Regions from separate parts of the Homo sapiens genome. Here region 1 is linked to region 2. Evidence: chromatin contacts called from ENCODE Hi-C or POLR2A ChIA-PET data. All regions are on one chromosome and are shown on one strand. The core of a region is the stretch at or near the end of the contact, and the rest is flanking DNA. Distances in the headings are between cores, read along the strand shown. Region 1 has its middle 15 kb from the start of TENT5C-DT. Region 2 has its middle 65 kb from the start of TENT5C-DT.

Region 1 (3,133 bases), core at 434-2,933, 49 kb before region 2:
TCAGTGGGCCCTTGTCACACTGATTTGAGGAAAGGCTTTGGAAGGTGGATGATGGGGCCTTCTGAGCAAAGCTAACCTGAATCCTCTGTTGGGTTTGCCTCATCTCCACACTCATACTTTTGCCTGTTTCTTCCTGACTGAATCTGGCCATACACTGGAGAAGTTGCAGCTGAAAGTGAGGAGAGACTGCTTGGTCTGGTAGCGATAGTCACAGTAGTAGCCAACCATTATTAAGTGCCCAAGTGTGCTGGGGCCTGTACCCAGGGCTGTTTCCTGGAGGTAGGATCTATTGTTTCATATGGAAAAAAATTAAATGACCTATTAAAGCCTCAGAGCTAGTAAGCTGAGGAGCCAGGATTCAAACTCAGGCCAGGTGGCTCCAGAGCTGGCCACTTTTGAACAGCAGTGTGTTTTTTAGGATGACAGTGACCCCTGGACAGCTCCTGGGTAGCTCTGGCACCCTCCTTTCCCCCTCCTTTTCCCCGCTCTTCCCCCTCCTCTCCCACTCCTCTTCTCCTCCTCTCCCCCTCCTTTCCCCCTCCTTTCTTGGAGCTTAATGCTGAGCCCTGGAGGGAAGCAGACCTCTACCTGGAGAAGTTTCTACTGTTTACACAGTACAACCTGTTTTGTTCCTTTTTTCCTGAGGGACTTGGGTATAAGAGTCTGGGCTGGGAGCCACAGGCAGTGGGCAGAGCCTCCGCCCATTAAGCAGCAACTCTAGGAACGCTCCCAGGTTGCCAACAGGGGTGATTGCTAAAAAGGTCACTTCTTGAACACACCTCAAGCCCTCTAAATCAGAATTTTAAGCAGCTGGGGGGAATATTTGGGAACCCATGGCATAGGAAATGGAGCACCCAGCTTCTGGGTGAAAGACCTGGGCATGTGTGCCAGGCAGCCCTCCACATAACCTCTCTGAACCTTTGCTCCCTCTGTAAAATGAGTATAATAATAATGCCTCATTCACACCACAGCTTTATTGGGAGGGGGAACTGTGATCATGTATGCAACAGCTTTTTAAAGAATTTTGGTGACTAGCTAACAATTACTGAACTTTCAACCTCAGGGCTTCACAAGAATTATCTCCATTTTTAAGACATCCAGGCAGCGAGGAAAGCTCAGGAATGGCCCAAGGTCCCACTGCTTAGAAGTAGTAGGACCCCAGGCTTGCTCTTGGCTCAGTCTAAATCAGAGCCAACCTCCCTTCCAAATACTGGCTTCACACAAGGGCAATGTCATGCTGATCCAGTACCTGTTGTGTAAGTCACACATTCTCGAGATCAGACAAAGCAGAGATGCTTAGCAGAGGCATAAGAACCATTCCACACACAGGAAAGCCTGAGAAACGTCTCCTGCTGATCAAAACCGCCACTTGGGGCATGCAGCACACTTTTTACCTGCAAGCATCCCAGCCTGCAGATAGGGAACCCCAGCGTGACTAGAATCTTCAGCCAAACCCCAGGCCACGTTGTGGGCAGTGGCTTCAACTGCTGCCTCCCATCCTATGTTTTGTCTGAAGCATTACCAGGGAGCATGGACACATTGAATCAGATCATGGCCGTGGAGCAGCCTCCCATGCTGATTCTGTTCCCTTTGCCCCCAGCTCCTCACAGCTGAGTCAACATCACCATCTGCAGACTTGCTCCACCCAGCCCTCAAGCCACACTGGCCTGAGAGGCCAACCTTCAGCTGCCTCAGCTCCCATCAAGAAGCTTAGTGACCTTCCTGAGAGCCCAGACACAGGCCACAGTGTACCCGTGGCCCAACTGGTACTCCTGGAAACTCCTGTTCTGCAAATGAGCTCTTGTGCCTACATCTCCAAGCATGAGTCTTTCTAGGTCTCCAGTTTGTGTAACATACATTATTTTATGCATAATATTAATTTCAAAAGAGTTGTTAATATTTAACTGAGGTCTGACTGGCTGTTGGGCATTGTGCTGTGTGCTCTACCTGCATTATCATAGGGAATCATCACAACTAGAACCATTATTATTCCCATATGACAGATAAGGAAATTGAGGTACAGAGATATTAAGTGATTAGCCAAGTCCAGCAAGTGACAGAGCTGGGAGTGAGCCAGGGCTCCTGGATGGTAAAGGCCATGCTACACTGACATGGCCACCATCCTGTGTCCCTGGTTTAATAATCTGCCCCCCCGTTCCAGATCCTGCCCACACCCCAGGGTCCTGCCTTCCTACAGACCAGGGTGTGGCATCCATGGACAGACCCTCTATTAGTCTGGGTTCTCCAGAGAAAGAGAACCAGTAGGATATATATATACATATTTATTCTAGGAATAAACTCACATGATTATGAGGAACAGGAAATCCTGCAATATGCCAATTGCAAGCTGGAGAACCAGGAAAGCCAGTGATGTGATTCAGACTGAGTCCGAAGGTCTGAGAACAAGAGAGGCTGCTGGTTTAAGTCCCAGAGTTTGAAGGCCCAAGAACCAGGCACTCTGATGTCCAAGGGCAGAGAAGATGGGTGTCCCAGATCAAGAAGAGAGAAAAAGAATTCACCCTTTCTCTGCCTTTTTGTTCTGTTCAGGCCCTCAAAGGATTGGATGCTGCCCACGCACATTGGTGAGGGTGATCTTCTTTACTCAGTCCATGGATTCAGATGTAAATCTCTTCTGGAAACAGCCTCACAGACACACAGAAATAATGTTTTGCCAGCTATCTGGTCACCCTTTAGTCCAGTCAAGTTGACACATAAAATGAACCATCGCAGACCCCGAGTCCATAAGTCCCATCTTCCTGGACTTGGTTCCTTCAGTACTCCACACGCAAGTCCTGCTGGTTCCTGTCCAGGCCTCGGCAAGTCCATTCACACCCCACCCTAGTCCATGTGACTCCTTAGCTAGGCCCACAGTATTTCCAAAGCCTCCCAACCTGGGTCCCAGCTTCCAAGTTTATCATGCTTCCATCTGTCCTGCTGGTGCCTGCCAAAGGTCTCTTTCTGAATGATTCCTGCTCCATCCTCAGCAAGGCTTTCCAGCCCCTCACTGCAAGGTACAGGGTCAGAGGCAGACTTTAGGCCTGGCATTTAAAGCCTCACAGACTGACCCACGTTCCCTTCAGCCTGGTCTCCTCACGTTGCCCTTGACCCCTTCAGTCTGTCCAGGTGAGCCTCC
Region 2 (3,369 bases), core at 166-2,665:
ATTACATGATTACATGAATTAATAAACAGGCTAGATTTGGAAGAGAAAAAGAAAGATAGGACCCATAGATAGAAGGGGTTGCAGGCAGTGTTTTAACTCTCTGATGCCACCTTCTTCATGAAGCTTTCCTAATTTCCAACTCTCTCTGCCCACAGCACATTAGGCCTGTTCTATAGCACAGAGTCCACCTTCCAGCTTGGGTACGTTTAGACTGCTGTGATATTCTTGAGAACAGGTGCCATCTTTCAGTCACCTCTGCACCTCTGGTGCCTATCCTCGTCCTTGCCATAGAACAGATGCTCAATCAATGCTTGTCAAATTGAATTAAACCCATAATGGCTACACTCACTCCAGCCAAAAATGTCTTTAGCTTAACTGTTAAATGAGTCACTTTCACCAACAAAAACCAGATTTTAAAATTATTGACAAAAAGACTAAATGGAATGAAGCTCTTTCTAGATAATTTTCCTGCTTCAAAGCAGCCTGAGAGCAAAGTAGAAATGACAATATATTGATAGCTTCTGGATGGTAGGGACTAAATACAATGAATCATTGTAAATCCTACAGTAACTCAGCACTAATGATTACCAATGTGATTTGTAAACAAACAAATGTTGCATGACTTTTTTAAAAGCCCCTCCCCCCTTTGCAGTTTTTGAATTTGCAAAGTACCCCCAGAAACGATCTCTAGGTCCCCCTCAAGCTAGATGATTAAAAATGTCTAGTTTCATTTAGGAGGAGTTTTGTAGTTCTTAAGTCCAAGAAAGTGAAAGCTCTGGGAAGCATCACTGTGTGGCTAAGGTGTGCTGAGTGGCTGTGGCTGTGCTTTCTGCAGCCTTTGCTCTTCCAGTGTTGCTGGGAGATCAGGAACCGTATCAACCAAGGTCTCTTCCGGCATCCACTGGCTCCTGGAGAGGCCAAGGAGTATTCTGCTCCCTGCTGTCACTTTTCAAGATACTTTGCTGGCCCGTGAACAATAAGCCATGGGCTCTGGGTGAATGAGGCTGCTGCACCTCTTCAGGCCGTCTCCCTTGGGCCTCCCCACAACACCAGAAATGCACTTTGAGCTGCATATGCACAGGTGATCTTCAATACCCTCTTCCTGAGCTAGGCTGACAGTGAATGTGGGTGAAGAAAGAAGGAAAGGAATAAAGTATGTGAGAAGCACCATGTGCCTTTGAAATCACAGATGTTTGTCAAGTGGAAAAATACCAAACCCTCAGCATGTTTCACTTTGTGTTTCTTGGAAACATTTCATCAAAGGGGCAAAATAAAATGTGCCATCTCTACTGGAGCCAGGTGAGAGCTGCTTCCTTCTTTTCTCCACAAACAGAGTTGCCATTTCCCAGTATTGGTCTGAAGAGTGCTGAGGCCCTGAATGCCCAGAGGGAACTGCGGATTGCGTCACACGGGTGCCCTTTCAGGAGAACATCCCTGCCTGACATGTCTTTGGGAGGCTTCCAGCAGTCTCCAGTTTTCTTCTCAGTCCTGACGTCTTCAGGGACTGTGCTGTGGACAGTGCCGAAAAAAGCTGGTCCTGCACAGCTCCTGGAAGCTGCAGCCCACCCTTGCCCCTACCCCAGGCAGAGGGTAACCTCAAGGCCATGACTTCCTCCTCCTCTGGTGCTGCTTACTGTGAGCCAGGAGGGTGGCCTGGCCAGGCTTCTGAGGTCCCAGTCAGCTGCAGACCCTTGTGGGGCAGCCCAGAGCTCCAGCGAAACTCACCCAGCCTGGGCAACAACCTTATACCAAGCTGTGGAAGAAGAGGCCCCCCAAGCTCTGCAGGGGAGTGAAGGATCCCTGTAACATTTCCAGTGGGCACTGGCTCTCAGGAATGGTTGGCTTCGTATTCTAAGCTGAAGTGGTGAGGGCTGGGCCCACAGGCGGACTCAACCAGCCATTGTTAGAGGTGGTATCGCCTAGTGGTTAGGAGTGCAAGCTTTTGTTTCGAATAACCGTGGGGAAGCCCCTTAGCCTCTCTGAGGCTCAGTTTCCTCACCTGAAAATGCGAGTGATGCTACTACCTCCCTCAGTTTGTTATGAGAAATACATGAGATGATGTTTGCAGTGTGATTAGCAGAGTGCCTGGCATTTTAGAAGGGCTTGACCTATAAGGGTGTTATTGCTAAGCTGAATGAGAAGAGCCTGAGGTGTAGAGAGATATATAGTCTTCACAGGACATGCGGCAACTACCCTCCACTTACAAAAGTCGTGGTAGACTGGAAGGTGTTGAGTAAGGCTGGAGCCAAGTGGTGATTGTGAGTGAAGTCCTAGACTCCTCTGCCCCAGACTCCAGTCCAACAGGACAAACTGTTCCGGAAGGAAGGATGGTCTGAGCCTCAGCTGGTCGGGCCTAGTGATGCCATGTGGGACAACCTATTCAATCTTCATAACCACTCTGTAATAGGTGTATAATTATCCCATTTTTCAGATGAAAAAATTGAGGCTCAGAAAGAGATGTTATAGTTGTGGCCCAAGATCATACAGTGAATATGCAACAGACACTGTTCACCTAAACACAAACTTCAAAGCTTACATGAGGCTGTAAAGCAAGGGGACACTAAGAACAGGTCTGGGGTGGTCCAGCAATGGGGCTGTCTGGAAGTGGCCCCTGTCCAGGGGTTTCTGTGGCCTGGCCTCTAAAACCCCTGCTGTCTGCCTATTCTTCAAGCCTAGGCCTCTGACTTTCTGCAGACTATCTGAACCTCCATATATCCTTCCATAAACACCTTTTATGTAAGTAGCCAGAGTTGGTTTTTGCTCCTTGCCCTGAAGAACACTGACAGTCCAAAGCCTCAGCAGGCTGTCTCCTCAGTGATGCCGCCTGCCTTGACTGGGAATAGGAGGTGGGTGATGCTTTGGCCCTACAGGGCTCAGCTGGCTGCTCTTTCTCACCTGAAGTGCCTTTTGCTAAGCCCAGGAGTGCAGGGCTTTCTGCTGGTCTCCATTATGTTAGCTTGGCTGCATAGTCAAGTGGGGTGGGACTCCAGCAGAGAGGGCTAGGGGCCACCCAGACAGTAACCCCTATGATATATAACCCCTCTCACTGGTCACACAGTGACACATGTACCCATAGATCCTTGCACTCTTACAAACAATGCCAGCTTCACATCTTCCCCCTTCTCCATTTGCATGTACACCCCACATGTGTACATTCTTTGTCCCTCTGGCTCCCGTGGCCCAGTCTATTTCTCTTCCCCATCAGCCAATTGAGCCACCTACCCATTTTGGTGCTGGAACAGTGTGAGCTGGGAAGCAGGAAGTGGTGGGTGATGAGGCTAGAACAATGTGGAGGGGCTAAGCTGATACCTCCCTGTGAGGACAGGGGACCTCTGAAGTGCAGTATCGCATATACGATCTTGGGGTGCT

Evidence for each region. A loop is a pair of places that touch in the nucleus more often than their neighbours do. ChIA-PET counts read pairs that join two places held with the same protein, here RNA polymerase II (POLR2A). Pooled maps may share reads with other maps.
Region 1: a loop to region 2 is called in a map of heart left ventricle, with 2.4 times the contacts of the local background. The contact joins two enhancer-like sites. A Hi-C loop is called at or near these places in 11 of 168 maps with a recorded cell type or tissue (CD4-positive, alpha-beta T cell, Caco-2, IMR-90 and 8 more) and 8 of 50 pooled maps. POLR2A ChIA-PET finds 5 or more read pairs at or near these places in 3 of 52 experiments (T-cell, activated B cell and activated CD8-positive, alpha-beta T cell).

The regions. Positions count from the first base shown.
Region 1 is chr1:117,588,986-117,592,118 of GRCh38, reverse strand. No RefSeq gene overlaps it. Among named protein-coding and RNA genes, the nearest start is that of TENT5C-DT, 15 kb to the left of the region's middle. Within about 2 kb of position 1,683, at least 7 of the 41 ENCODE cell types and tissues checked have a DNase peak (open chromatin) inside an H3K27ac peak, as active enhancers do.
Region 2 is chr1:117,539,282-117,542,650 of GRCh38, reverse strand. No RefSeq gene overlaps it. Among named protein-coding and RNA genes, the nearest start is that of TENT5C-DT, 65 kb to the left of the region's middle. Within about 2 kb of position 1,415, at least 2 of the 41 ENCODE cell types and tissues checked have a DNase peak (open chromatin) inside an H3K27ac peak, as active enhancers do.